3 separate regions of the Homo sapiens genome follow, and regions 1 and 2 are each linked to region 3. A link is an interaction called in ENCODE POLR2A ChIA-PET data of the cell type or tissue named here. Cell type or tissue: CD4-positive, alpha-beta T cell. All regions are shown on one strand. Each heading gives the region's core, and the rest is flanking DNA. Links, peaks and the distances in the headings are about the cores only.

Region 1 (10,714 bases), core at 1,043-9,042, 55 kb after region 3:
GGTAGCTGTTCTGGTAGAGGTAACTTCGAGGAAAGCCACAGCCATAAACAAGGAAACAAAGAGTAACATAATTTCTGGCATGGGTAAATGCTAGGCAGAAAAGAAAACAGAAGGATGAATCGAGAGTGTGCGAGTGGGAGTCGGGTGATCAGGGGACAGAATTCAGCTGAGGTCTGAATGACGAGGAGGAGCTGAAGACTGGGGAGGGAGCCCCAAAGAAAGGAGAGTGGGGGCCCTGCAGGCAGGAGCTAATTGCACAAGGCAATTGTTTTGCTAATAAGACCATGTTAAGAAAATTAAGCTTTTTTTCATTTGTAAAGAACTCATTAGTGAGTTATATTTTTAGTTCTCCCTCCTGGGGATTAGAAATTGGGCAGGGGAGGTTTGTTGGGGCTGATGGGGAGGACTCTGGATCCCTACAAGACCCCGAAGAGATGCGTGTGAGAGGGAGGAGGCAGCGGGGGAGCAGCACGCACCTGCTCCGGGAGGTCATGTCTGGGAAGAACTGCACGAGGGCCAGCAGGTTGTGGTGGTGGTCAGACACCCAGCTCAGGGTGCAGCACAGTTCCTGGAGCTGCAGGAGAACGGCACCCCATGGGCTACAGGAGGACACCGCCTTCCCCTTGCTCTCGCCACCCAGCCCGCACAGGGGAGTAAGTGGGCAGTCACGGAGATCAGGGACATTCCGATGACCTCCAGGCAGTGCCATCCCCACCCAGGGCACTCTAGGGGCCACCTTGGTCCCTAGTGATGAAGCTGTATGAGGACCAGGCTCTGGGCGTCTAGTACCTTCCCTGGCCACTCCCGGATGTTCTCCAGGAGCAAGAGGAGAAGCTGCTGGAGGTCAACTTTGGGCAGCAGGCGGAGCCCCACGTCCAGGCTGGTGCGGCACAGCAGCTCAATCAGTCCCATGAGGTTCTCATCAGTGTAGGCCCCCGGCTGGGCCTGGGCACACAGCGCCAGAAACTGGAGAGAGAAAAGAGGGCAGGGGTGGCCAGGGCATGGGGGAACGGGAGAGTACTTCGAGGACCAGTTCCCTGGGAGACACTTAGGCAGAAGGGATGGTACTGTGAGCCCCGCGGCCATGTTGGGTAGGAGCTCAGGAAACAGTGAGGCCCCTGCAGGGTCCTGGGTGGCAGGCACAGGTGTGGAGAGTGTGCTTGTCAGAGGCGTTTGAACCAGAGCAACTCCATCTTGAATAGGGGCTGGGTAAAACAAGGCTGAGACCTACTGGGCTGCATTCCCAGGAGGTTAGGTATTCTTACAGGATGAGATAGGAGGTTGGCACGATACAGCTCACAAAGACCCCGCTGATAAAACAGGTTGCAGTAAAGAGGCTGGCCAGATACCACCAAAACCAAGATGATGACCAGAGTGATCTCTGGTCGGCCTCACTGCTTATTATATGCTAATAACAGTGAATTAGCATGCTAAAAGACACTCCCACCAGTACCATAACAGTTTACACATGCCGTGGCAATGTCAGGAAGTTACCCTATATGGTCTAAAAAGGGTAAGAACCCTCAGTTCTGGGAATTGCCCACCCCTTTCCCAGAAAACTCATAATCCACCTCTTACTTAGCACATAATCAAGAAATAACCATAAAAATACTACACCAGCAGCCCTTGGGGCTGCTCTGCCTATGAAGTAGCCATTCTTTATTCTTTTACTTTTTTTTGAGACAGAGTCTTGCTCTGTCACCCAGGCTGGAGTGCAGTGGCGCCATCTTGGCTCACTGCGACCTCCGCCTCCCGGGTTCCAGCAATTCTCCTGCCTCAGCTTCCCAAGTAGCTGGGATTACAGGCACGCGCCACCGCGCCCGACTAATTATTGTATGTTTAGTAGAGACGGGGTTTCACCATGTTGGCCAGGCTGATCTTGAACTCCTAACTGCAGGTGATTCACCCACGTTGGCCTCCCAAAGTGCTAAGATTACAGGCATGAGCCACCATACCTGGCCTATTCGTTTACTTTCTTAATAAACTTGCTTTCATTTTACTCTATGGATTTGCTTCCAATTCTTTTTATTTTTGAGATGGAGTTTCTCTCTTGTTGCCCAGGCTGGAGTGCAATGGTGCAATCTCAGCTCACTGCAACCTCCACTTCCCAGTTTCAAGCAATTCTCCTGCCTCAGCCTCCACGCCTGGCTAATTTTTGTAGTTTGTGTAGAGACGGGGTTTTGCCATGTTAGCCAGGCTGGTCTCGAACTCCTGACCTCAGGTGATCCACCCGCCTCAGCCTCCCAAAGTGCTGGCATTACAGGCATGAGCCACTGCATCCAGCCTTTTTGTTTTTTTGAGATGGAGTCTCGCTCTGTCGCCCAGGCTGGAGTGCAGTGGTGCCATCTCGGCTCACTACAACCTCTGCCTCTCAGGGTCAGGCAATTCTCCTGTCTCAGCCTCCTGAGCAGATGGGACTACAGGTGTCCGCCACCATGCCCGGCTGATTTTTTTTTGTATTTTTAGTACAGATGGGGTTTCACCATGTTGGTCAGGCTGGTCTGGAACTCCTGACCTCAAATGATCCACCTGCCTCAGCCTCCCAAAGCGCTGGGATTACAGGCATGAGCCACCATGCCTGGCCCCAATTCTTTCTTGTACAAGAACTCTCTCTTGGGGCCTAGATCAGGACCCGTGTCCGATAACACAGTTTCTGTAGCATCCGGCCCACAGCCAGCACAGTGCCTGCCATGGTGCTGAGCTCGCCGGAGATTCTCCGTGATGCTCCTGGAATTTAGCTGCTGAATGGGTCTGAACTGTAAGCCGAGAGTGCCCTGCATGAGGCAGGCGGCTTGACTCACCTTGTAGATGTGGCCCAGGCTGATGTCCAAGGCAATCTCTTGGGGAGCGTCCTGCTCCTCATTCTCATTCAGGCCAGCCTCGCCTGGAAGCACCCTGTGGTAAGACAACAACAGTGACGATGGGAAACCCAGGAGGGGGCACAGGGGCAGGAGTGAGGCGCAAAGTGGGACACTGCTGCCCTGAGGCTGCTCATCCGCTGGACACAGCAAATTCTTCCACACAGATGATCTCATGAGTTTCTGAGGGCCAAGAATCCAGGGCAGCTCTGTTGGGTGGTCCTGGCTCGGGGGTCTCTCGGATGTTGCCCTCAAGATGTTGGGTGGGGCTGCGGTCACCTGAGCCTACAGGCTGGAGGGCCTGCCTCCCGGCTCACTCACCTGGTCACTGATCCACAGGCCCCAGGGCCTCTCCACAGAGTTTCTCCACATGGCCGCTGGTTCTCCAAAGCCAGTGGTGAAAGAGAGAGGGAGAGAGAATATGCCCAAGACAGAGCCACAACCTTCCACAACCTAACCTCGAAAGTGACATCCCATCTCTTCTACTGGTCACACAGGGCCGACCTGACTTGGTGTAGGAGGAGGCTACAGAACTATGTGAACTCTAAGAATGGGGGACACATGGAGGGGGGCTCCTTGGGGACTGGCTCCCACATGCTACCGTTCAGGTGAGGCCTCGAGCTTTAGTTTTCCAGGACTTGGAAACCAGAAAATCACACTTCCAATCCCCCCAAAGTCCGTGAGTTCTCCCTGGGTCCGTTCGACAAGGGTGAGCCTGCATACACTGCAAAGTGCACCACGTGGTAGCTGACACGGGCTGGCTCACAAGCCAGCAAGTATGGGGGAAATCAGAACAAAACATCCCTGAAAACCCCCTCCAAAGGTGTCACCCTGAGCTGATGTGCTGTCTGCTGATAAGACCTGCATGGCCAGTTTCCCCGAGTGACGGACCCAATCTGGCTGAGCACCAGATGATGTTAGAGACCAGGGCTGGGGAAAGAAAAATCCCCCCCTTTAAAGATCAAGCCACACGCAGGGTGGTGAGATGCTTACGGTGAGGGGGACCTCGGTGGGGCTTTGTGGATGGCAGTCTCATCACCCTTTCCACAAGCCTCCCTCCCAGGCACGCGCTCACAGGACGAGAGCCTGGGCGGGATCACCTTCATCGTATGGCCGAATGTACATTGTTGATTTCAAGTATGTTAAGTGAGCTTATGATGAGGGTCCCCTCTGCTGTCTCACCCACTTCTCCACTCTTAAGAAACGGCTTAAGGTTCCTGCTAACAGTGGTAAGTGAAGATATTGATGACAACCACACTGCTGATGACAGCAGGCTCCAGGCAGCCCCCTGGCACAGGGGAGGAAGAGCACTGTCCTACAGCTCCTGTGAAGTCTCTGCTCTTCTCTGCTTGGCACTGGCGCTGGGCTCAGAGGGGAAGGAGGAGAGATCTGTCTCCGAGGTACCAGGAAGTTGGTGCCGACAAACCAAACTTGGTGGGGGAGTGGAAACTGTGGCTGGGCTCAGTCCTTCTTCCAGATTTCAGCATTTATTAGGGCCCTAACTGAATGGGTAAGGCTGGCATTTGCACATCTGGGCGCAGGCTGGGCCTGCGCCAGTACGTGAGGGGAAGCTCTGGTTCGTACCAGCCTTGAGCGTGCAACACGCGCAGCCATAGGTGGGTGTGCTTTCAGGTTTCTCAGCACGGGGCACTCAGAGTCGACTACAAACATCTGCAGAAGAGAGACGCTGCCAAGGGGAGAAGGAACATTGAAGGTGTGAGGTGGTTACATGTGTTTTTTGAGCTGCAGAGAGGAGTGTGGCTGTGGGGAGAGCCCTGTCCTCCTTGGAAAGAAATGTCAGCCTTCCCAAGTGAATGCCTGGCTGGTCAGAGTTCCAGAACTTTGTGAGCCCATGGACTAATGGGCAACATAATGGGGGTCCTCTAATCCTCGCTTTTCAGAGGAATCACTTGACTAAACTGCTGGCATCTGTGGCTGCTGTTCTGAGCTGCAGCATCAGCTGATCCCCGAAACTCCACCACTGCTGCCAGCAAGGGGCCACAGCCCGGGAATTCAACGGCCTATCTATTATCCCTGCTCCCCTCCTGGGCTTAGCAGGTTAGAGTGAGCTGATGGTCCCACCATTGGACTCTTATGAGCAAAGCAGCTTCACTGGTCCCACGCCTGGCTCCAGGGTCTGTGGCCAGCACCTAGGAACTGGGTTTCTGTCTCGGAGACACCGTTCAATACTCATTAACCTTACAAGGGGCATGTCACTGGCCTCTACCCAGGTCTCCGCATCTTCTTCCCCCAAAAGTTGAAAAAATAATAAAGTTACCATCTGCATGGCATTCTGACATTCTCAGAGGGAAGATGGCAGGTACAGTGTATGAGCACCACTACCACCTTAACCAAGAGCTGCCTCTTTAATCAATTGCCCCCTCACTTGATAGGACGCCCTGTCAATGTGTTAATTGTCATGTATTTACCCCTTTGGTCTCTGCACCAGGCTGCTCCTTTGAAAACCAAGTGGCTGGCGGGGCATGGTGGCTCATGCCTGTAATTCCAGCACTTTGGGAGGCTGAGGTGAGTGGATCACCTGAGGTCAGAAGTTCAAGACCAGCCTGGCCAACATGGTGAAACCCCATCTCTACTAAAAATACAAAAATTAGCAAGCATTGTAGTACGCACCTGTAATCCCAGGTACTCAGGAGGCTGAGGCAGGAGAATCGCTTTAACCCGGAGGCGGAGGTTGCAGTGAGCCGAGATGGCATCACTGCACTCCAGCCTGGGCAACAAGAGTGAAACTCTGTCTCAAAAAAAAAAGAAAAGAAAACCAAGTGGCCAAGGCTTCTGGCACCAGGAAACAGCTCCAGACTTTTGGTCTTCAGCGGCCAGGCCTGCGCATCAGAGCAGGGCTCTAACTTCAGCTGGGCTTGGTAGCAGGAACAGCCTTGGAGGACCATGCACAGCTACCTAAAGACCTCCTTTGTGCTCCTGGGGGAGATGGGGGCACCTGGCAAGTCCCATTCTGTGTTGCAGCGTGGGCATGAGCCCCTCTGAGGATGCTGATGAGCTCCCCCACCACCCGCTTCCCATTCATATCCACGCTCCATCCTTTCCTTGAAATGTCCTCCTGTTTCCCCTCCCCAGTCTCATCATTGAGCAGAGGGCCACTGTTTCCAACAAGTTGGATGCCAGGAGATCTGCATGGCCCAGCTGCGGAAGGACTGCATCTTTCTGAAAGGAAATCTGGAAGCGCTAGATGGGAGATGGTGATGGCTTTTAAGGAAATCCGAGATTAGGAAGAAATGTGGGAAGACTTGTCTTTCTCAGAGCAACTAAAGAGACAGCCCAGTTACGGTGGGGACATGCACAGATGTCTGAGGCCCTCATTTTGAGCCCTGGCCATTGTGAGGCACTGTGGGTAGCCCAGGAGAAGCCCCAGAGGTATCCGTTCCCCTGGATGGAGGCATCCCTGGAAGTCAGCAGAAAAAAGATGCCTGGGCGGAGCCAGCTCGCACAAGACAGCCTCTGAGTTGGTGAGGAGCCAGGACGAGAAGGAACACAGGGAGAAGATAGCCTGCCGTGGGGTTTCTCTTGTGGCCCATGCATCCATGAAGGATGCCATACCCTTGGGGAGGAGATGCTGGAACCTCCTTGATGCTTCCCGAATACTCCGGAGGGGTCACCCTCCAATCCATGACACAACGCAGCAGCCCAGGAAACCTACCCAGGCATTTTCGCCATCCTCCTACCCCGAGGAAGACATGGGGAGGGGCTCCAGGCAGGAAAGCCTCCCCAGCCCTGAGGGGCTTGACCGGTGGTCCCCAGCCTGCTCCCAGAGCCAGGAGCAGGGAAATCAGCCCTGCGGCTGTCAGCCAGGTCCTCGAGGGTAGTTCTGAATCCTCTGATGGGAAATGGTGTCAACGCCAGGCCAAGGTCTGGGGCCCAAAAGAGGTAGATGTTAAAACGGTGTGTCTGGGACACGACATGAGGCCCTGGCAGCTCCCTGGGCCCGATCTAGGACAACACAGCCCTGCTTTCCTCCCACACAAGGCTTAACTGCGCCTGGGAAAGCTGAAGTCTGCGTGCCGGGGTTTGTGTCCCAAAGTACTTGAGATGATGTGTTTAAAGGGCCACAGTTCTCATCTCTCCTGCCCACTCTGCCTCTGGAGACAACGGATTTGTCACGCAGCATGAAGGGCAAGCCGCAGTCAAATCCTGGGAGAACCGGGAGGCAGTGGGGGAAGCAGCTCTTTGCAGAGCAGAGCGAGACCCAGTGGCTATGTCTCCAGTGCCGCCTCCCACTCCCAGGAGGACACAGGGACACTCATCACAGCAGTCACAAGTGGCTCTTCTGGACTCCACGGCCCCTGCCTGCCTCAGACGTTCATTTGTCTTTCTGAGTGTAATTCTCTCCCCCGCTCATCCAAGACGGTGTGCGATTGCAGCTCTGTGCCAGGAGGAGGCAAGTGGCTCATTACACCAGACATGGAGCTGCGAGCTCCGGGAGGGAAAGGGGCAGGAGCACGGCAGGCTGGCACATGTGTGGGGTATTTATAGCAGAGCTGAGTGTGGTTTGGCTTGGCAGACAATTGCTAAACACAGTCGTGGAACAGGTTCTTAGGAGAGCTCCCACTTTCCATGCAGAGGAACATCTGCCCGCCGAGGCGAGGGAAGGGGGGCCTGGCACCTCCTGGCGCTGACGGATTGTCAGCGGGAAGCATGGGGGGAAGTCCTATACAACAGCCCCTCCAGGCTTCAAAACACTCTGTTCCATCTCAAATCACCTTCTTCAAGGGTTCTCAAGAGAGTTTGGATGTGCTAAAATTTGTAGAACAAGATGACGATATATAACACTTTTACGACCTTAAGCTAAGTCGCCATCCGCCCACCAGAGCTATTTATGCATCACGTGGCACTCCTCCCCACAGGCAGGGACCAGGCATAGGCAAATGATCATGACTGTCCACGAGCAAGTCAGCCCGGGGCTCAACGGGGGCACTCATGACACAAAACTGAGGGTTGTGGGAACATAAAAGCATGCCCTGCTGTTCCTGAGTGGATATTAGGTAACGGGCCAAACAAGCGGCTTGAAGAGACTCAAGGGACTGGGACGTGTCTGCAAGGATACTAACCAGGCTGTGAAGTCTGGGTTTCACCAGAGAGTGGGGGCAGCGGGGGCTGAGTCAGGAAGTGCCAAAAACAGGCTCATCCATCCTGGGGGCTTCCCATCTCCCTGAGGCTGGGAGCAAGGAAATTCCTTCCTGGTGTGATACTCAGATCCTCAGGCGGGGGTGTGTGGTTGTTCTGTAATTCCCTACACATGGGATACAGCCTGAGTCCAGCAACTTCCAAACAAACAAGAGAACAGGTGGCTGGGCATGGGGTGGCTCATACCTGTAATCTCAGCACTTTGGGAGGCCAAAGCAGAAGGATCGCTTGAGCCTAAGAGTTCAAGACTAGCCTGGACAACGTAGGGAGACCCCCCCCCGCCACCTCTACAAAAAATTAAAAAATTCGCCAGGCGTGGTGGTGCGTACCTGTAGTCCCAGCTACTCAGGAGGCTGAGGTGGGAGGATCACTTGAGCCTGGGAGGTGGAGGCCGCAGTGAGCTATGATTATACCCCTGTATTCCAGTTCTGAGTGACAGAGAGAGACCCTGTCTCTTAAAAAATATGAAAGAAAAAGGCAGTGAGGAAGCAGAAGTACTCACCTGCCACCGTGCCAAAAGGGCCCCAGAGGGTACAGGGCAGGACTGTGGGCACCCAGGCTGTGGAATGCCTCCCTGACTTCTTGCAGTGAGGGGCACCACAGGTGCTTGTCTTCATCTGTCAGGCCAAAAGGGAGCAGAGAGTTAGAATGGGGAACGGAGGGCAGGGTGCACCACTCCCACTGAAGGGGCTGGCCGTGACCCCTGGCCCAAGATAACCAGTTTTTGCCTTCTCTGACACCACAGGTGTTATCTGGGGAAATGAAGCAACTGGTGGTTTCCAAGTACTTCTGGGGCTTTGTGAATTTCAATGTTTTCTTGAATATTCTCTTACCTGGTCTTCAAGGTATGGCTGCACTTGGGTCAACCACTCCCTGACCATCTGGCCATCCACATCAGGCAGTAGTCAGGGTGCTCGGCTGCCCACAGCCAAGTGACACGAAGAGTCCTGTGCCAGAGGCCCCGAGCTACAAGGCTCACTGGACACCAGGCTCACGTCCTTAGACTCTCTTGCTGCAAAGCACCGAGGCTGACACTCAGCCCACTGCAGCCTCTGCAGCACTCTTGCTGCTGCAACATTTGGGCATCCCTAGTCCACCATCCCTGCTGGGAGCACACCTCGCCTGCCTCCCACAGCCTGGGGCGTGTCTCCTAAGCAAGTGTGCGCTATGGGGACCAGTTTCCCTTGCCCAATTTAACCAAACATTCATGATAAAGTCTGACCACATCGGCCGGGCACAGTGGCCCACACCTGTAATCCTAGCACTTTTCAGAGACTGAGGCAGGCAGATTGCCTGAGCTCAAGAAGTTCGAGACTAGCCTGGGCAACACGGTGAAACCTCATCTCTACTAAAATACAAAAGAAAGTAGCCGAGCATGGCGGCATGAGCCTGTAGTCCCAGGATAATTGCTTGAACTTGGGAGGTGGAGGTTGTAATGAGCTGACATAGAGCCACTGCACTCCAGCACTCCAGCAGCCTGGGTGACAGAGCGAGACTCCGTCTCTCCAAAAAAAAAAAAAAAAAAAAAAAAAAAAAAAAAATCTGACCACGTCAGCAAACAGGGAGAACCTTACATACTCAGGTACTCAGGGCCTTTTTTTCTGTCAGACTACTTAAGGACATTTTTATAAGTGGGAGAGTAGAAAGATAAAAAAGAATGGGTCCAGACGTCTTCTCCAAGGATGGCTGCCCAAGACCTCCTGCCCCATGTGTTCTCTGCACCGTGAGCTCCCACACCTCATCCAGGGACAGAGCCTATGTTTCCACTCTGCTCTCATTCCTCAGCATTGTCCGACTTAGCAGTTGACTTGCTTCTCCTTCTGTCTCTCCCCGGTAGAACAGGAGTCCCACGAGGGCAGGGGCCACATCTGTGTTGGTCATCTCTACAGGCCCCATGCCTAAAAACGTGGCCGGTGCATGGAAGAATTAGAATGAATGAATGGAGAGAATCCAAAACAAATCTGACCAAGTACTACACAGCTAAGAGGGTGCTATGTTCTGAGTGTTTATGTATAGCCTCCAAAGCTCATATGTTGAAATTTAATCCCAAGTGTGATAGCATCAAGAGGTGGGGCCTTTGGGAGGAAAATTAGGTCATGAGAATGGAGCTCTCACAAATGGGATCAGTGCCCTGATAAAGGAAGAAGGCCTGAGGGAGCTGGTTGCCCCTTTTACCCTTCTGCCACATAAGGAATTGGCCAGAAGACCTCCTCTTTGGGGCAGAGAGCAGCTCTCACCAGACACCAAATTTGCTGGTACCTTGATCTTGGACTTCCCAGCCTCCAGAACTGTAAGCAATAAATTTCCCAGTTTATAAATTACCCAGACTAAGGTACTTTGTCATAGCATCTCAAATGGACCAAAACAGGGAGACTGAAAACAAGTCATAAGATGGGCTGGCAGTATCCAGAAGGCAGATGTTAAATTTGACAATGGGTGGGGCATCAGATTCAAGAACCTGGAAGCTGGGTTAGGGATACATCAGAAGCACATACGTGAGACTTCACCATTCTAGAGGGTGAGTGTCCCACCCTGAGGACCCACTTCAGCACACTCCACTGTGTTCAGGAACTAGCTAGGTGTGGAAGATAAAAAGGCAAGCTAGAGGAGACCTTGACCTCAAGGAGCTCATGGTCTAGGAGGAACAGAAGCCAGATCAAGAAATACAAGTGAATGTCTTTATGCAAAAATCAAAGCAG
Region 2 (10,714 bases), core at 1,430-9,429, 70 kb after region 3:
TTCCTGTGGTGCCCCTGACAACCTCCCTACCTGGCTATAACCAACTCTGCACCCGCCAACACCATCTCTATAGGCCCCTGGCCTGCTTATTCACAGAAATGTGTACAGGGCAGGTGATGCCATCCCCAGGGCACCTCTCCTTTCCCCTGCCCTTCTGTAACTCACACCACTGCCTGGTGTCACCTAATACCAGCAAGCACTCGAGGCCCCCGGTATGCGTGACAGAGCGACATTGTGCCAAACCACAGAACCACTCATATCTGCTAGAATTAGGTTTGGCTACAAATAACAAAATGGAACAAAATTAAAACAAACAAACAAACAAAAACAAAAACAAAAGAAAAAAACCCACCCGGCCTTCAAAAAGAATTTTATTCTCTGACAAAAAAGAAGTCTGCAAGTAGGCAGGTCACAGCCGGTGCAGAGACCCAACTGTACCTGCAGGATCTCAGGAGCCCGTCTCTCAGCTCTGCTGTTCTTAGCATGTGCCTCTCATGCTCCAGGTCACATCACGGTCCAGCACGGCTGGTAGAGGCCCAGCTATTACGGCTCAGCTCCAGGCAATCGCCTTCTCACTTGGCCACCTAAGCATGCATTCTTGGTTGTTTTTAAGGATACAGGGCTCCCTCAGCACGACTCAGGAAGGTAGCAGTAGCAAACTACCCTTCCAAGTTTGGAAAGCAAAAGGTTGAGACTGGTTTAGACTCAACCTAAGAGTTTCCCAGTAATGTCCCTAAATGAATAATCTATCAGATTCTCTCCCAGTTTGGATTTTCAGGTTTTAATTTTTGTTTGGAGACGGAGTCTTGCTCTGTCACCCAGGCTGGAGTGCAGTGGCACGATCTCGGCTCGCTGCAACCTCTGCCTCCCAAGTTCAAGCAATTCTCCTGCCTCAGCCTCTCAAGTGGCTGGGACTACAGGCATGCACCACCACGCCTGGATAATTTTTGTACTTTTTTAGTAGACAGGGGGTTTCACCATGTTGTCCAGGCTGGTCTCGAACTCCTGACCTCAGGTGATCCACGTGCCTCGGCTCCGCAAAGTGCTGAGATTACAGGCGTGAGCCACCACGCCTGGCCATTTGTTAAAATCCATAGAACTGCACAACACAACCCTAATTTAGGCTATGGACTTCAGTTAATAATGTATTGATATTGTAACAAATATACACACTAACATATGATGTAAATAATAGAGGAAACTGGTGGGTGGGTGGGAGTGGAGAATGAGTATACAGAAACTACTTTCTGATCAAGTTTTCTGTAAGCCCAAAACTGTTCTAAAAAATAAAGGCTATTAAAAAAAAATACAACAACAAAAGTATTCTTCTTTTTATTTATTTATTTATTATTTATTTATTTTTGAGACGGAGTCTCGCTCTGTTGCCCAGGCTGGGGTGCAGTGGCATGATCTCTGCTCACTGTAAGCTCCACCTCCCGGGTTCACACCATTCTCCTGCCTCAGCCTCCCGAGTAGCTGGAACTACAGGCGCCCGCCACCACGCCCGGCTAAGTTTTTGTATTTTTAGTAGAGACGGGGTTTCACCATATTAGCCAGGATGGTCTCGATCTCCCGACCTTGTGATCTGCCCGCCTTGGCCTCCCAAAGTGCTGGATTACAGGCGTGAGCCACCACGCCCGGGTTTTTTTTTTTTGGTTGTTTTTTTTTTTTGAGACAGAGCTTTGTTCTGTCCCCCAGGCTGGAGTGCAATGGCATGATCTTGGCTCACTGCAACCTCTGCCTCCTGGGTTCAAGCGATTCTCCTGCCCCAACCTCCCAAGTAACTGGGATTACCAGCGCCTGCCACCACACCTGACTAATTTTTTGTATCTTTAGTAGGGACGGGGTTTTGCCATGTTGGCCAGGCTGGTCTCGAACTCCTGACTTCAGGTGATCCGCCCACCTCATCCTCCCAAAATGCTGGGATTACAGGCGTGAGACACCACACCTGGCTAACAAAAGCGTTCTTTAAAAAAATAACAACAGGAGGGGGGTCTCCACACACCATTTCTTGGGCAGCACAGCAGACCCGGCACTGGAAGGGATGATGGTGGTTGCTCTCATCTCAATCAAGGACCCAGCTGAGAGCCTAACACAGTGGTTCACTGCAGCCTCAACCTCCTGGGCTCAAGCTATCCTCCTGCCTCAGCCTCCAGAGTAGCCAGGACTACAGGCACACACCACAATGCCCAGGTTTTGTTGTTGTTGTTGTTGTTTTAGTAGAGACGAGATTTCACTATGTTGCCCAGACTGGTATGGAACTCCTGAGCTCAAGCAATCCTCCTGCCTCTGTCCTCCCAAAGTGCTGGGATTACAGGTGTGAACCACCACACCTGGCCTGTTTGCACATGTTGGAATCACTTAGGGAGTGTCAAAAATTACTGCCACCTGTGCCCTACCCCCCAGCAATTGTGGTTTAATTAGTCTGGGGTGTGGACTAGGCTTTGGAATTTTAAAAAATTTCCAAGTGATTCTAATACACAGCCAAGTTTGGGCTCCACTGAGCTAGGGAAAGCTGTGGCCCTGGCTCCGGAGCATTACTCAGGGCCACACTCCCGTGCTCTGGTGGATGATGAGGGTGGTGGGGGTGGGCAGGAATCCTCAGATGCCAGCCCCGGCTCCCCTCTCGCCGCACCTGAGGCCAACTGCCCGTGGCTCAGTAGCCCAGGGGCTCTCAGTTCTGGATGCCCACTGGAATCAGGAGGGGAGGCTTTAAAATGCTAATGCCCAGGCTGTGCCTCAGACTGATCTCAGAGGGTAGGACACAGACGTCATACTTTTTAACGCTCAGCCATAGCTGAAAATTGCCAGGGCCGGAGGCTCAGTACTGGGGGAGCTGCAGCCATCCTCTGATCAGAGTCTAAAAGTCAAACATTAAGAAGTGTTGGGCTGGGCGCGGGGGCTCACATCTATAATCCCCACAAGTTGGGAGGCCCAGGCAGGCAGATCGCTTGAGCCCAGGTGTTCGAGACCAGCCTGGGTAACACAGTGAGACCCTATCTCTACAAAAAATACAAACAAATTAGCCGGGCGTGGTGGCACGCACCTGTAGTCCCAGCCACTCAGGACGCTGAGGCAGGAGGATCACCTGAGCCCGAGAGGTCAAGGTCATGGTTGCAGTGAGCCCTGATGCCACCACTGCACTCCAGCCTGGGTGACAGAGTGAGACCTTGTCTCAACAACAACAAAAAAGTGCTCTCCGAGTTTAAGTCACTTAAATTTATTTTGCACCTCATTTTAAAAGTGGGGGTTGAGAGTCCTGAGCTAAAGTGGTGGGCAAAACCCCCACTATTGCCTGGCCACCTCTCCTGCAAGAGGTCTGTGCACTTGGCCAAAGTTCTCAAAACCTGGAGCATCTCAGCCCCAGCTCCACATAAAAATCACCTGAGAGCTTTAAAAATTCCTGATGACAGGTACTGTCCTAAGGGAACGAACTCACCTGGGCCTCACGAGCTACTAATGGCGCAGTACCTGAGGGTCCCCTTGTATAGGTGGTGGAATGTAGTGGTGGGGACAGGAGCTGAGTGCGCCACAGGCAGGGAGACTCTGGAGATGCCTGCTGAGCTGGGGTAAAGCATGCATGCCTGCCCCCACAGGGCCAACAGACCTCAGGGCTTGAAGCTGGAGGACCAGAGAGCACATCAGAGCTTCTCTGGTACACCCAGCTCCACAGCTGACTGGCCACAGGATCAGAGCAGCTATCTGGAAAAGATGCTGCTGTCCACCGGGAGACGCAGTGTTTCTGGAGACCCACCCACTCATTCAACAAAAACCACCTGGGTCCTACAGTGTCCCTGCTCACACAGCTGCCAGGAACCCAACAGATAACTAAAACTAAAAGCAAAACAAAAACATGGTCCCCGTACTTTGGAGCTCACGGCCCATTGGGAGAGACAATATTAATCAAAGAACCCACCATCAACTATGACTAAAGCCACGAGTGGAAAAGGGAGCCAAGCGTAGAAGCAAGGAGGCGGCACACGCCCGCAGGGCAGGCCTCCTTGAGCAGGTGATGCCAGAGAAGTCCATAACAGAGAGGAAGAGATGGAGTTAAGAAGAAAGTCAGGCCGGGTGTGGTGGCTCACACCTGTAATCCCAGCACCTGGGAGGCTGAGGTGGGTGGATCACTTGAGGTCAGGAGTTGGAGACCAGCCTGGCCAATATGGCGAAACCCTGTCTCTACTAAAAATACAAAAATTAGACGGGCATGGTGGCACGTGCCTGTAATCGTAGCTACTCGGGAGGCTGAGGCAGGAGAATCACTTGAACCTGGGAGGCAGAGGTTGCAGTGAGCCAAGATCATGCCACTGCGCTCCAGCCTGGGCAACAGAGTGAGACTCTGTCTCAAAACAAAACAAGGCCAGGCGCGGTGGCTCACCCCTGTAATCCCAGCACTTCGGGAGGCTGAGGCGGGCGGATCAAGAGCTCAGGAGATCAAGACCATCCTGGCTAACACAGTGAAACACTGTGTCTACCAAAAATACAAAAATTTAGCTGGGTGTGGTGGTGGGCGCCTGTAATCCCAGCTACTCGGGAGGCTGAGGCAGGAGAATGGCGTGAACCTGGGAGGCGGAGCTTGTAGTGAGCCGAGATCGCGCCACTGCATTCTGGCCTGGGCGACAGAGTGAGACTCCATCTCAAAACAAAACAAAACAAACAAATGAACAAACAAAAAAACAAAGGCAAAGTCAGAGAGCTGCTGAGGGGAAGGAGGAGAGTATGCCAGGTAAAGAGGCTGGCACATGCAAAGGCCCTGTGGCAGAAGGAAGATGGAAGAAAAGAAATGCAGAGAGGTCGCAGCACAGAGAGTCAGAGAGGGTGAGGTAAAATGAGCTGGACAAGGGCTGGCTGACCACAGAGGAGATGGCACGCATTGCACACACAGTAGGAGCTTGGGCAGGCTTTCCAGCCCCCAATTACCTATAACATGGGACAATAATGGTATCTACTTGTAGGGTTGTTGTGGTGATTAAATGAGATAGGCCAAGCCCTGGGCTTGGTGCCTAGCACAAATTAAGCTCTCTGGAAATGTCACCTATTATTTTCAATTAAACTGCTTTTATTATCATATCCAAGAATAATGTTTTTAAAAAACAGAGATCAATTATGACGCTGAATTACTGTTATCAAATTCTAATTGGAGACTTTGAAAGGACTATGCCAAGCACATGACAGCTCTGAGGGAGCTGGGCCCTGGGGTCTCCTGGGTGGTCCTCCAAGTGTTTTCCTGCCCATTTGGGTCTAGACAACATTCTCACAGCACCAGCACGGGGACTGAGTGCAGCTGGCGTGGCAGACCTGGATCCCAGCCCGCCTCTCTGGGCCTGAGGACAATGGGACCAGCCCTGTGGAATCAGGGAGTAAAGGGCACCCGGCATGAGAACGGTATGGGGTCCAGGGCCCAGGCACTTAAGTGCTCCACACATATGGGCAGCTGCTGCTGCCACCGCCACAGGAGACGCGACCTGCAGATGAGAAGGTCGTGGGGCCTCCACTCCAGGGGCTCTGACTGGCTCGCTTCCCACCTCCTGCAGCAGGAGGCTGTCCTGCAAACCACAAGAGAGGCAGATCGGGTGGGGCGAGGACATCTCCTAATAAGATGGTGAAGAACAGAGAGTGTCAACCTGATAGACTAAAGACTGCTTAAATTTCAAAATAATTATTCCGTGTGAAATGTGCCAGACCCTCCCCACCCACAGCCCACAAAGAGTACCTACTGCATAATTCCATTTATATAAAATTCTAGAGAATACAAACGAACCTGTAGTGACAAAGTAGATCAGTGGTTTCCTACAGACAAGAGGTGGAGGAGAGATCAATCATGAAGAGGCATAGGGAAACTTTTGGGGGCCATGGAATATATTCACTAGCTCAATTGTGGCAATGATTTTACAGGCACATATGTAAGTGTATACATTATACACTTCAAATGTCTGCAAGTTAATGTATTCAGTTATGCCTCAATAAGTTTTTTTAAAGACGGATGAGCTAAAACAGAAATATGTATTAATTTTTTGTTTTTGCACCCCAGTGGCTCATCCCACCTCCAGGACCCTCACTCGGCGGACCTGTGGTCTAGAAAGCCCCACCTGACCTGCCTTGTGCAGGCTGTGGCCTCTCCAGACACCAGTGGGGAGAACTGGGAAACTCTGGGAAGAGCAATCGGCACTGGAGGTAATTTCAGATGGATACTAATGTGGCGAAAGAAATACGGTATAGATAAACATATAAACATACAAATATAGATGAAATGTGTATTGTGTATTCATTTTGTGCCGGGAAATAATCACAAGAAACTGTACTAATGAGTACTTGGGAGGAGGAAGTGGTTGTGGGGAGTGGCTGGCAAGAAGACTTTCACTCTTTATTTTGCATCTTTCTCTATTATTTAAATTTGCTAAACTTGGTACAGAGAGTAGTTTAAAAAATAACAACAGGGGTTACCTGGGTGGTAAGATTGCTGGCCATCTTGTTTCCATTTTATTCCTTTTACAAGAAGCAACTTTATGAATGCTTTCTGAGAGGAGGAGTGGGAAGGAGGAATAAAGAAAGGAAGGGAGAGATGAAGGAAAGAGAATGCAACAGGCAACGGCAGAAAAGAAAGTAACCCACAAAATGAGGCCTGTACGGAAACCCAAGGCCCCAGTGGCCACGAGGCCAGAGCTCGAGGAGAACAAAGGGAAAAGCATGATCAAGTGAGGAAGAACAAAGTGTCCTAAGACCCTGCTCAAGAACGTGAAATGAATTCTGTTCTTGGAGCTGAACGTCTCGCCCACTTTCAAAATATCCAAAGAATGTACTGGCCAGGGTCATTCTATTTTATTATATCCCCCTCCTCCTACACAAATATTATAGAAGCCAACAGAGAATGAAATGGGTAGGTAAAAATGGACAATTGTCTTGGAAGCAAATGGAAAAGAACCTACGCAAGCTCTACTCCTTTCTAAAGCGTTTTGATCTCGCTGATAGAGCTCCTTTTCCGAAGACATTGCTTCAAGACTGGCACTAGGTTAACGGACAGTCATATACCAGCTCAGCTAAAACATTTTTGTTAAAGAAACTTGAGGTCATTTCATTTCTCTTAATCAACTAGTTGCACAAGAGTATGTTTGCCTTCGAAACCAAATTCTACCACAAAAAAACTATCACAGCTAATAAACAAGTTCAGCAGGTTAATATATACAAATCTGTATTTCTACACATGAGCAATGAACAATTTGAAAAGGAATTAAGAAAACATCTCTACTTATAACAGCACCAAAAGAATAAAATACTTAGGAATAAATTTGACCAAAGAAATGTAAGACATGTACACTGAAAATTACAACACATTGTTGACAGAAATTAAAGAGGATCTAAATAAATGGAAAGACATCCCATGTTCATGGATTGGAAGACTTACTATTAAGATAGCAATAGTACCCAAAAGTTATCTATAGATCCAAGACAATCACTATTAAAATCCCAGCTTTCAATGTTGCAGAAATTGACGAGCTGGTCCTAAAATTCACATGGAAATGGAAAGGACCCCAAACAGCCAAAACAATTTTTTTTCAGACGGAGTCTCGCTCTGTCGCCCAGGCTGGAGTGCAGTGGTGCGATCTCGGCTCACTGCAACCTCCGCCTCCTAGGTTCACGCCATTCTCCTGCCTCAGCCTCCGGAGTAGCTGGGATTACAGGTGCCTGCCACCATGCCCGGCTAATTTTTTTTTGTATTTTTAGTAGAGACGGGGTTTCACTGTGTTAGCCAGGATGGTCTTGATCTCCCGACCTCATGATCCGCCTGCCTCGGCCTCCCAAAGTGCTGGGATTACAGGCATGAGCCACTGAGCCTGGCCAACAAATTTTTAAAAAGTATAGTTAGAGGACTCATACTTCCCAACTTTAAAACTTACTACAAGCTATAGTAATAACAAATTTAGAGTACTAGCATAAGGGTAGACATATAAACCAATGGAATAAAATTGAGAGTTCAAAAATAAACCCTTACATTTATGGTCAAATGATTTTCAACAAGGGTGCCAACAGAATTCAATAGGGAAAGAACAGTCTTTTCAACAAATGGTGCTGAGACAACTGGATATCCATAGGCAAAAGAACCAAGCTAGACTCCTGTCTCAAACCACATACAAAAATGAACTCAAAATGGATCAAAGACCTAAATTTATGAGCTAAAAGTATAAAACTCTTAGAAGAAACCATAGGTGAAAATTTTCATGACCTGAGATTAGACAATGATGTCAGTAATTTTGACACCACAAAAGAAAAAAATAGATATGTTGGACTTCACCAAAATTTTAAAATTTTGTACATCAAAGGACATTATCAAGAGATTACAAAGAAAACCCACAAAATGAGAGAAAACATTTGCAAATCACATATCTGGTAAAAAAGAGACCTCTTACCCATCAGCAGTCACTCCCCATTCCTTCTTCCCCTATCTCCTGGCAACTGTTAATCAACTTTTGGTCTCTATGGATTTGCCTATTCTGGACATTTCAGAATAGGCATGAAATTTTCGTATCCATTTTCTTATCAGCGCTTTCAAGGTTCATGCATGTTATAGCATATGTCACTCCTTCCTTTTTTATGGCTGAATAGTATTCCATTTTATGGATATAGCACATTTTAAGAGGTTTCTTTTTGGGGAGATGAAAATGTTCTGGAAGTAGACAGTGGTGATGATTCAACAACTCTGAGTATACTAAAAACTACTGAATCTTACATTTTAAAAGGGTGAGTTGTATGTTATGTGAATTGTATCTTTAAAACAACCAACCATTCCATCCTGGTCTTGACAAATATTAATAAAGCTCCATTGTGCCTGCAATGGCCCCCACTATCCTTCAAGACCTGGCCTTCAAGACCTCGTCTTATTTCCTCCTCTGCTCCCTTCAAGGAAAGCCCCTACTCTTCCACCTCGTCTTTGTTCCCACTGCTCCCTGCTTCCCTTGCATCCCTGTATACCCTGATACTCCGCCCAAAGGCTGCAGATCAGTGGTCTGAATTGAATGGAGTCTGCAGATGGGTTCGCGGTGGTTTTTTCTTGTTGTTTTAACTGAGTTAGTTACCAACAGGACATCTCACATAAACATCTATATCCCAGCTGGGCGCGGTGGCTCACACCTCTAATCCCAGCACTTTAGGAGGCTGAAGTGGGTGGATCACCTGAGGCCAGGAGTTCGAGACCAGACTGGCCAACATGGTGAAACCCTGTCTCTACTAAAAATACAAAAATTAGCCGGGTGTGGTAGCGGTGCCTGTAGTCCCAGCTACTTAGGAGGCTGAGGCAGGAGAATGGCGTGAACCCGGGAGGTGGAGCTTGCAGTGGGCCGAGATTGTGCCACTGCACTCCAGCCTGGGCGACAGAGCAAGACTCCATCTCAAAAAAAAAAAAAAAAAAAAAAGACTGGAAGAGTAAATCTCATGCATTCAACCCTAAAGGGATAGGATTCATGAGGCTGGAAATTCTTCAGACATAGCCGTGATGTTCAAAGGGCACTGGACAGACAAACAACATGGCAAGTGACCTCTAAAGCCCGTGACCCCAGTTCTAATGAAACAAAATGGAAAAACTGTTCTGATAAAAAGAGGGGAAAGTATGAGAAGCAGTGACCTCGTATGTCCCATCCTTTCCTTTGCTGCCTTGAACACTCTTGTCTCCTGAGAACACAGTGGTGGTGGCAGCTACGGCAGCCATTCTGCAACCCGGAGAGGAAGTAGTGAGAAGACACATGCAGAATCCAGAGCCCTGAGACTGCGCATCTACTGAACGTGTCACAGAATCACCTGCCTCTGAATTCCTTGTCATGTGAGCTAACAAACTGCTCTTGGTATTTGTTATCAATAGTCAAAATACGACCTAACTAAAATGTGGCTTCTCTTGAAAATGAAGAGGTTTGGGAATACCAGACCTGCGTTTACCTGCACCAAACCTGATGTGGACAGCCCCTTTACATCAGGCAGGAGCTCTCAGACTTTGCTCACTCAGTCCCCGTAGGCAACTGAGTTTGCAGTCTCTGCTTTCTGGTACAGATGGCTCAACTGTCTCATCTTCTACAAAGCACTTCCTGGTTCCTGCCTCCCCACATCCCAAACCTACCTGACTACAAGTAATTCCTCTTCCCGTTGCCTCCTTTCTGTCTCTGATGGTCGCTGCTCATTTAATCCCCTCCCACCTATTAGCCTCCTGAGAACAGGACTTTATTAATCCCTGATCCTCTCTTTGCCATCTAGCGAAGTGCTTGAGGAAGGAGGTGCTCAATGTGTCTTTGCTGAATAAATGAATGCTCACTGCAATGAGGCATGGCAATGTGCCAGAGTATCCCTTCTCTGAGTGCACTGAGCTCTCTGCACAGCTGACATGTACACGTGTTGCTTCTCAATCCAGGAATACAATTCTCCGTTACCGCCCCACCCCCCACACACACACTAGAGTGCCCTGGGACACTCGGGCCCTCAGCCCCAGTCACTAGAGCACACCCGTAATAGTCAATGCTCTTAAGTCCTGGTCCCCTCAACTCTTTCCTTACTCAGCAGGTTGGGATAAAGGCAAGTGCGTAAGAATCTCCCTAGGATAGTCTGGGAAGAACTGCTGGTCACCACAAACTCCAGGAAAGGATGGAAGTTTACACACAAACAAATCTCCTGTTTACATATGAGAAGCGGCTTGAACACACACACACAAACACACACGTGCGCGCGCACACACAAA
Region 3 (8,362 bases), core at 363-8,362:
ACAGCCCCTCTGGGCCTTGCCCTCTGGCAGGCCCGACTGCCTCCCACTGCCCCACCTCTCACCGCTCCTTGCAGCTCCAGGGCCTCCATGCTGAAGGCAAACAGGGCCTCTCGGGCGCCCACGTACAGAAGCCCAGTGGGCTCCGTCAGCGTCAGTGTCAGGAAGTCCTGGATGCCGGTCTGGGAGAACCGCCGTACTACCGTGGCCAGCTCTGCAGGGGTAAGCATGGCTGCTGATGGGCAGGACCCCTGGGGCTCGACAGCCCTCAGTCTTGCTCCACGAGAGCCAGCACCCCATGCCACAAGCAGATGCCAGCCAAACCCCCTGATTGGCAATAAAGGACACTTTTGAAACAGCCTTTGGCCCTGACAGCCCCACCTGGGCCTCCCTAGCCTTTCCCAGCCTGGGAGGAGGCAAATCCAGGCTGCTGGGAGGAAGGAAGGATATCTCAGCCACAGCTTCCGGCCAGAGGAAGCCATCAGACTGATGGCTCTTGCTCTCAGGGTCAATGGCACCTCCGGCCGCAGGGCTGGGCACCCCCACCCCACCTTCGCTTCCTCGGCGGCTGCTTCCTTCTTTGCCCTGCTGCCCACTGCCTCTATCAGAGTCCAGCAGAGCAGGAGGCACAGACGGCTATGAGTACTCCCTGCCTCAGGAAACCCTTCACTCCAGCAGGACCCCAATCCAGGCTGCCAGAGATGCGAGCACAGCAGGCCACTAGGACAGGTGGGGATGGCAGGAGGGGAGCTGGGCTGTGAGCCAGGCCAGGGAGGTCCGGAGAAACCAGAGGCTCAGAGAGCGGAGATGGGGCTGGGGCCTGGGAAGTCTTGCTGCCACCCGGCATGCAGGGCACTACGACATTTATACAGTCACGTGATTCCTACATCAGCTGCCAAATATGGCTGCCGACCTGTCCTCAGGGTCCCCCCAAACCAGCCTTAGTCTTTGCAGGCAACAATGGATCCAGACACAGACCGGCATGGCAGGGCTTCACTGGCACCCGAGTGGAGCCTGTGGGAGGTGAGCTCATCCCAGGTCCCCAGAGCGCACGGCTGATACAAACACCTGACATCACCTTTCACACGGGTGTGTGCACAGGGAGCACTGCTGGGTCCCCGCTGTGCCCCGGCAACCATGCGAGCATGTGCACATACACACACACTTCCAGGGCCACCAGAGTGTATGATGTGTACAGGGCAGTAGGAGGTCTTAGGGGGGCCTGGGGAGCCAGGGGAGAGAGCCTCCAGTTTATATTTATCCCGGTTCCAGTTTCTCTTTAGGCTCCCAGCGCCAGTGACAATTCAAGAAGCGAGGCGTGGAGAGGGCGAGGCAGAAGGCTCTCCCCCTCCCACACCTGGGCAGGCAGTCTGGGGTGGGGAGTTGGACAGAGCTCCCCCAGAGGAGGCTAATCCCAGGTCCCAACCCACACTGCCCGTTCTTCCAACTCGAGTTTCTTAGAAAGCTGTGCCACACACGTGAGAATAAAGCCAGCACACTATGGGGGCAACTCCTCAGCAGCCTGTCCCTGACTTCCTCCTCACCCCTCCAGGCACTCACCCCCAGAAGACACTGTCTTACGCGGCACAAGGTTCCACCACACCTCAGCCCCAATGCCCAGGCCCCACAGCCTTGCTGCCAGCAGCCAGACAGCCCAGTGTGGGGCCATGGCGCACGCCCCGGCTCTGAGCTTCAGGCCAGCTGTCCTGCTGAGGGAAAAGACATGGTCAGAAATCACAGCCAGAGAAAGCAAACCAGAGGGGCCCGCAGCAGGAGAGGCCACAGGACTCCTCATCAGGCCTTCCAGGAGCCCCGGTGCCCTCCTTCCCCTTCTCTTTGGAGGTGGACCTAAGTCCCCACACTTGGCCTCTGCCTAAAAGACCACAGGTCTCCCTGGGAAGCGGGGAGGAGTTGAGTTGGCTGAAGGCTAAACAGGCTCCGGGAAGCCCTCCCTGGCCTCCAGACCCACCACTACCTCTGCGCAACAGGAAATCATTTGAGAAATAAAAAGGGGACCCCCGCCCAACATACACACTCAGGCCTAAGAGGTTTGAGTTTCTTGAAAGAACCTCAGGCAGCAGGCCTTGCAGCCACTGGGGCTCCGGACCCTGCCAACACCTAATTCTGGGAGGAAGACTCCTTAGGGCGACGAGGGCATGCGGTGGGGTAGGCGGTCGGGAAAGCCCCAAAGGGGAAACCTGGTGCGGCCGGCTGCGAGCGGAGGTCCCGGTCCCGGCCTGTCCCCTTCCCCAGCGCAGACAATAGCCCTGCAGAACCCCAAACCCCGTTCCACATCAGCAGGGCAGGAGTGTGAGAAGGGCCGGGAGCGAAGGGGCCCAGCTTCCCGAGGCCCCTTTGTTGCCCAAGAGGGAGGCAGGAAGTGGGTGGGATGGGCGTGGAAATGACCAGGGCCTCATCCTGTTCCTCGCACTGCCTCCTCCGAAACACCAGCCCTCTGGCGGAGGGGCGGTGGGGGGACCGAGCTCGGGTCGAGTCGGGGACTCCGGCGGCGCGCGCAGGCGACGGGGGGAGGTAGGGGCGGGGACGCGAGGGGGTTCCTCCCGGGCCGCTGGCAACGCGCCGCGCACGGCCGGCACCCGCTGCGCTCCCGCGACTCTGACGAACCTTCCCAACTCGGGGACTGCGCCCCAGGGACCCTGGCCTGGGCGGGCCAGCGGGATTGGCTTCCCCTGCTCCAGCCTTCCCGTGCCAGGGGCGGAGACGCAGAAGCTGGGGACCTGCTCACCCCCAAACAAAGGGTCCCCGCCAAGACCCCGTCCCGGGTCCCCCCGGGTTCTCCCCTCCCCCAGCTCCAGGGATTTGAACGCAAACAAAGCGGCGGCGCGGGGAGCGTGGCGAGCCCGGCCTGCGGACGCCCCCTGTCGGCCCAGAGCCCCGGCGCGGGAGAGCGGGGGCTGCGCCCCAGACCAGCCCCCCAAAACGCCCGCGGCCTCATCTCGGCTCCTTACCCGAGGATCGGGCCGCACCCCGTGGCGTGCTCCGAGGATCCGCCCGGCAGCGGTGCTCCCACCCGCAGCTCCCCCCAGGGCGAGGAAACGGGCAGCCGGGAGGAGGGGTTGGGGGGAGGGGTGCGGGATCCAGGCGGGGCACCCCACACCCTCGCCCACCCCGAGCGGCCAGCCGTGGACCGCGGCCCTCCCTGCAGGGCGAGCGCTCCAGCCGGGGACGGCGCGGCCCGGCTCGGCCCGGGGGCCTGGCTTTCCGGGACAACCCGCCTCCCCAGCGGAATGGGCGGGCGGGCGGGGGGCCGCGGCAGGGAAATCCGATCCCACAACATCGGCCTCCCTCCAAGCCCGCCCCAAACTTTCCATCGGGGGTGGGAGCGCCGAGGGCAGTCCAGGAGCCTGGCGAGGATCCCGGCCGCGGACCGGACCGCGCGAGGAACCCTCGCTGGCGCGCCCCTCCGGCCCCGGGGCTGCGGGGCTGCAGGTGCTGTGCGCCCCACTCCCGAGACCCTGCGAAGCAGCCGCGGGGGTCGCAGGAAGGATCCCCGCGTACAGCCGTCTCCGCCGCCGCGGCTCCCCGCGCCCCAGCCCCTGTCCCTCCCGCGTCCGGCAGCCCCTGCCCAAGCAAAGGGACAAAGCGGCGGCTCCGGGGCCCCGCGGCTCCAGCCTCACGCAAGCCCGGCCTCGCTCACCTATTGCGCGCAGCTCCAGTCCCCGGGCGCCGCCCTCGCGTTCGGCTCTGACCGCCGTCCACCCCTGCCCCCGCGTCGCCGCCTGCCCGCGCTCGCCCGCCAGCCCTCCGCGGCCTCTCTGCCACCGCCCCTCCGTCCCCGCCCGGCTCCGCGCCCCTAGGCTCGGGCTCCCCGCGCCACCACGGCGGGCGCCGGCTCTTTCTCCAGCGCGGCCGCGGCTCTCCGCCCCCTTCCCCTTGACGTCAGGCTGGGGGGGTCGAGCGGAGGCCGGGGGCGGGCCGCGAAGGCTCGCTCAGGAGGGGGCTGCGACCCGCAGCGACCTGTGGACCCGCCCGCTCTCCGCCCGGGGGCTCGGACCTCCGCCTCTCTGGGTGCCCGGACCTCAACCCCTCCGGGTGTCCAGCAGCCCCGGGGCTCGGAGTCGCGGGCTGCGCCACAGCGCCTGGAGGGAGGTGGGGCGGGGGAGGGACTCCGGGTATGGCCACGGGGGAATCACACTCACCCGATCTTTCTGAAGTGTCCCCCGAAGACTCCGGGCGGGCTGGGCTGGGGAGAGGGACTCCCGACCGTGCAGTTGCAGGAACGACCGCGGGCGAGCCACGTCGAGGCGAGTATCCAGGGGAGGCACGCTGGGGGAACCGAGGCGTCTTTTGGGGCGGACCAGAGGGGTCTGCCGTTTGGCCCCCAATTCTGCCTCTTTCTAGGCCCCGAGGACCACTGGTCCCTGCCCTCAAGTCTGGAAAGGGCTTCACCAGCCAGGAAGACCCTTCAATCAACAGAAAGGGCCTGCTCCTGCTTCTCACGCTTTGGGCAAAGCGCCTATCCCCAGAAAATGACTCCTCGTGCCACTGGAAGGCTGATTAACAAGTGGCATGAGCCCTACTGTTCAGATGAAAGGGGCTGTGGGGAGCCACGCTGCAGAACCACCGCCACCTTCAGAACCACCAGCCTCCGCCCACAGCCACTCCTAGAAGCAACTTGTAGCTCTGGCCTCATGGGCGGTGCAGCGTCTTTCCTGCCAGCTGGTCCTCTGAGCTGGGCAGGTGGTTAGAAGAGGTGGTCCTCATGGAGGACACCCCACGGGCACCTGGAGACAGATGCTACCTCCTGGCTAGGGGCAAAAGGCAGAGGTGAAGGGGCTTGACGTCCTGAGGTTTGGAGGTAACTTTAAGCCAGGGTGCAGTCCTGGAGGGGAGGAACACTTCAGGCTGCGTCAGCAGATCTGGATTATAAATCAGTCCGACAGCAGCTTTTGTTCTGGGTTAAAACTTGGCATCTGAAAAGTGGAGACCAGAAAAGTGGTGGAGATAATTGAGAAAAGCAGCCCAGTTTGGTTTCAGTAACAATCGGGTCTTTGCTGGTACACATAATGGCCCCTTCTCCCTTGCTGGCCAAAGCCACGTTTCCCAGCTCTTTTCCACTAGGAAAAAGAAAAAAAGCTGTGGCCTTGGAGATGCTGGAGATAATGACCATGGGGTGGGCAGGGAAGGCCTCCTGCTTCAGCTGACAAGGTGGGAGAAGGTGTGTCACCCTCGTGTTTAGTTTATTCCCCGTATCTATTCAAGCGGAGGGTAAACTGAGATGCAAGTGCCCTCACTTGTGTTCTGTGCTTTAGATTTTTGCAGCTTGTCTTGATGTACATTTTCTTACTTCACCCTTATGACCACCCTTTAAAAAGTAAGTAATTTGGGAGGCTGAGATGGGAGGATCACTTGACCCCAGGAGTTCAAGACCAGCCAGGGCAACATACTGAGACCCTGTCTCTACAAAAGAAATTATTATTATTATTTTTTTTTTGAGACAGAGTCTCACTCTGTCACCCAGGCGGGAGTGCAATAGCGCGATCTCGGCTCACTGCAACCTCCACCTCCTGGGTTCAAGTGATTCTCCTGCTTCAGCCTCCCAAGTAGCTGGAATTACAGGTGCCTGCCACCAGACCTGGCTAATTTTTGTATTTTTAGTAGAGACGGGGTTTCACCATGTTGACCAGGCATGCGCCACCATGCCCAGCTAATTTTTGTATTTTTAGTAGAGATGGGACTTCGCCGTTTTGGTCAGGCTGGGCTCGAACTCCTGACCTCAGGTGGTCCACCTGCTTAGGCCTCCCAAAGTGCTGGGATTAGCCACTACGCCCAGCCCCAAATTAAAAAAAAAAAAAAACTAGCGGGGCGTGGCGGGGAGGGGTGGCTCACGCCTGTAATCCCAGCACTTTGGGAGGCTGAGGCAGGCGGATCACGAGATCAGGAGATCCAGATCATCCTGGCTAACATGGTGAAACCCTGTCTTTACTAAAAATACAGAAAAATTAGCCAGGCGTGGTGGCGGGCGCCTGTAGTCCCAGCTACTCGGGAGGCTGAGACAGGAGAATGGCGTGAACCCAGGAGGCAGAGCTTGTAGTGAGCCAAGATCACTCCACTGCACTCAAGCCTGGGCAACAGAAGGAGACTCTGTCTCAAAAACAAACAAACAAACAAACAAACAAACCAAACTAGCGGGGGCGTGGTGGCATGCATCTGTAAGTCCCAGCTACTCAGGAGGCTGGAGTGGGAGGGTCGCTTGAGCCCAGGAGGTTGAGGCTGCAGTGAGCTGTGATTGTGCCATTGCACTCCAGCCTGTAGAGCGAGACCCTGCCTCGACAAAATTAAAAAAATAAGTATTGTTGCTCCCCTTTTGGAGATGAGTCAAAAAGATTAAACAACTAGCCCCAAGTCATGGAGATAATTAAAAAAGATTAAACAACTAGCCCCAAGTCATGGAGATAATTAAAAAAGATTAAACAACTAGCCCCAAGTCATGGAGATAAAAAGGTCAGAATTTCTTTTTTAGAAACGGGGTCTTACTCTGTTGCCCAGTCTGGAGTGCAATGGCACAGTCATGGCTCAATGTAACCTCAGACTCCTGGGCTCAAGCGGTCCTCCCACGTGAGCCTCCCAAGACTACAGGTGCACACCATCATACACGGGACAGGGTCTCGCTATATTGCTCAGACTGGAAAGTTCAGATTTTTAAATCAGGTCTTGGGACTCCCGATTCTGTTTTTCCACAGAGTCACCATCTATCCTGACAATGCTCCATTTCATGCTGTTTTTCCTCACCTTCAATACTGCTCCCCCATCCCCCCACCTCTAGGTGTGAAGGTTACCAGGAGAGACCTGAGCTCGCTGGCTCTGACTCCAAGGTGGCCTCAGTGGAAAGTTTCAAAAGGCAACCGGTTTGGTTTCACTGGCAGGGCAGCGGCAGGCGTTTGGGTTCTGGAGGCCCAGGAATGTAGAAGCCTCCAGCTAACAGACTCCACGCGCCTATCCTCCCAAACGCTCTCGGAGATAAGCTCCCAGCTCCCTCCCCTTTTCCACCTTCATGCACTTCCTGCTGTATTCTGTCCATTCCAGCACTGGCCCTTTCTGTGGGTGGGTGGGCAGAGGATACAATTTCCTGCATGACTACTTGCTCATGATTCATACTTCTAAATGAAAGTACAACTGATATAAAAAAAAGATTTCTGGGTCTTCAATTAATAAAAAAATTACTAATACAGGTACCGGGGGTGGGGGGAGGTGCACGTACCTGACTAGTCTCCCTAGGGCCTAGCATATCTATGGAAGGTATCCACACTTTGGGACTCAGGCCTTGACAACTGCTTGTGGTCGTGTCAAGGAAAGACACAGAAATTGTGCTAAATGACTCTCAAGGGTCTTCAAAGATCACCCAGCAGCTCAGGCCAGCCCCTAGAGATGACCTAAAGAGTCTTTCCTGAAAAGCAAGTCCCCCTTCCCATCTCTTGATGTTGGTTGGGGGCCACACTGCCCTTCATTTGAGCTACTCACCTACTAGCTCTCCTGAGGCAGCCAGAGGGAGGCCCTGGGTGGACACTGGGTTCTCTGGTGAACGCTGCCTGGTGGATTTCCAAGGCAGCCAGGACTGCCGTCATCCCACAGATGGGGAAGTGAGAAAGCTTGGGTCAGCGCGCCTGGGGACCGAGGTGACTAGGGACATAGGAAAAGGACTCTCCCTCCCTACTTCCTCCAAAGGAGAGTTATCAAAGCTGCCCACCTGGGATGTCTTTCCCTTCCCAGCCCCTCCCTGTCACCAGTACCAAAAGGAAGCAGGAAAACATCCGTCATCACAGCCCCGGATGCGGATTTTCCAGTGGCTCCTATCAGGATATCCCCCAGCCTTTTCCCAAGGGCTTAGGGATCTGGAAAAGTCAAAGATCTGGAGGGCAAGTGGTCACATTGCCAGCACCACTGTGAAAATCTGGACCTTGGGGAGGCTGAGTCTCTAACCGATCCCAGACTAGTTTTAGAAGATCTGGTCAGCTCCCAGCCAGTCCCAGAGAGGGCCCATTACACACCCCAGGGGACAGCATACGCCCTTGGGCGACCTCACAGTGCACACCTCTGCTCGGGTTACAGCCAGGTCTCTGGAGGGACTGAGTCGTCACCGACACCTCCTCTCCCCTTGGTATCTATTTCTCTCTTGGGGATGGGTATGTTTGGGGAGCAGTAGAGGAGGGGACAGTGGACAAGAGCCAGGACTGGGGAGGAAGGCTCCAGTTATCGACGCTGATGGACAGCTCGGCTCCTTCTCAGAGCCAGGTAGGGCCACCTTCGAGAACTGGAAACTCCCCCTGTTTAGCTTCTCAGGCCTCCCTACTTCCTCTTTGCCCTTGGCAGTAAGAACAAAGAAGGGAAATTTCAAAGGTGATTT

What was found. ChIA-PET counts read pairs that join two places held together with the same protein. Peaks named below come from ENCODE experiments on the same cell type or tissue, not always from the same donor. Only the 100,000 strongest peaks of a DNase experiment are listed, where the experiment ranks them.
Region 1: POLR2A ChIA-PET joins it to region 3 with 25 read pairs; 19 of 35 experiments call an interaction of 5 or more read pairs at or near these places.
Region 2: POLR2A ChIA-PET joins it to region 3 with 10 read pairs; 23 of 35 experiments call an interaction of 5 or more read pairs at or near these places.

The regions. Positions count from the first base shown.
Region 1 is chr2:96,920,689-96,931,402 of GRCh38, forward strand. FAM178B (family with sequence similarity 178 member B) reads right to left here. Exons shown (of 17, transcript NM_001122646.3): 9 at 8,518-8,632; 10 at 2,802-2,895; 11 at 790-966; 12 at 477-574. LOC101927053 (a long non-coding RNA gene) reads left to right here. Exons shown (of 3, transcript NR_110209.1): 3 at 3,356-5,149. Among named protein-coding and RNA genes, the nearest start is that of SEMA4C, 56 kb to the left of the region's middle. RefSeq lists an enhancer at 6,304-7,017. In CD4-positive, alpha-beta T cell, for the core only: no CTCF peak of the experiment used is centred there; DNase peaks (open chromatin) are centred at 3,823 and 4,253; H3K4me3 peaks cover 1,505 bases; H3K27ac peaks cover 1,102 bases.
Region 2 is chr2:96,934,857-96,945,570 of GRCh38, forward strand. All of the region lies in intron 8 of FAM178B (family with sequence similarity 178 member B), which reads right to left. Among named protein-coding and RNA genes, the nearest start is that of FAM178B, 46 kb to the right of the region's middle. In CD4-positive, alpha-beta T cell, for the core only: no CTCF peak of the experiment used is centred there; a DNase peak (open chromatin) is centred at 6,335.
Region 3 is chr2:96,866,221-96,874,582 of GRCh38, forward strand. SEMA4C (semaphorin 4C) reads right to left here and starts at 3,860. Exons shown (of 15, transcript NM_017789.5): 1 at 3,656-3,860; 2 at 1,558-1,703; 3 at 63-211. The coding sequence starts at 1,666. LOC124908044 (collagen alpha-1(I) chain-like) reads left to right here and starts at 2,154. Exons shown (of 3, transcript XM_047446878.1): 1 at 2,154-2,198; 2 at 2,365-2,529; 3 at 2,808-4,903. The coding sequence starts at 2,154. The coding sequence ends at 3,815. RefSeq lists enhancers at 1-449, 7,019-7,519, 8,086-8,145, 8,186-8,362 and silencers at 2,383-3,002, 3,053-3,212, 3,533-3,632, 3,653-3,722, 3,753-3,852 and 1 more. In CD4-positive, alpha-beta T cell, for the core only: a CTCF peak has its summit at 2,907 (motif pointing left); DNase peaks (open chromatin) are centred at 2,181, 2,481, 3,871, 4,591 and 3 weaker places; H3K4me3 peaks cover 3,641 bases; H3K27ac peaks cover 2,067 bases.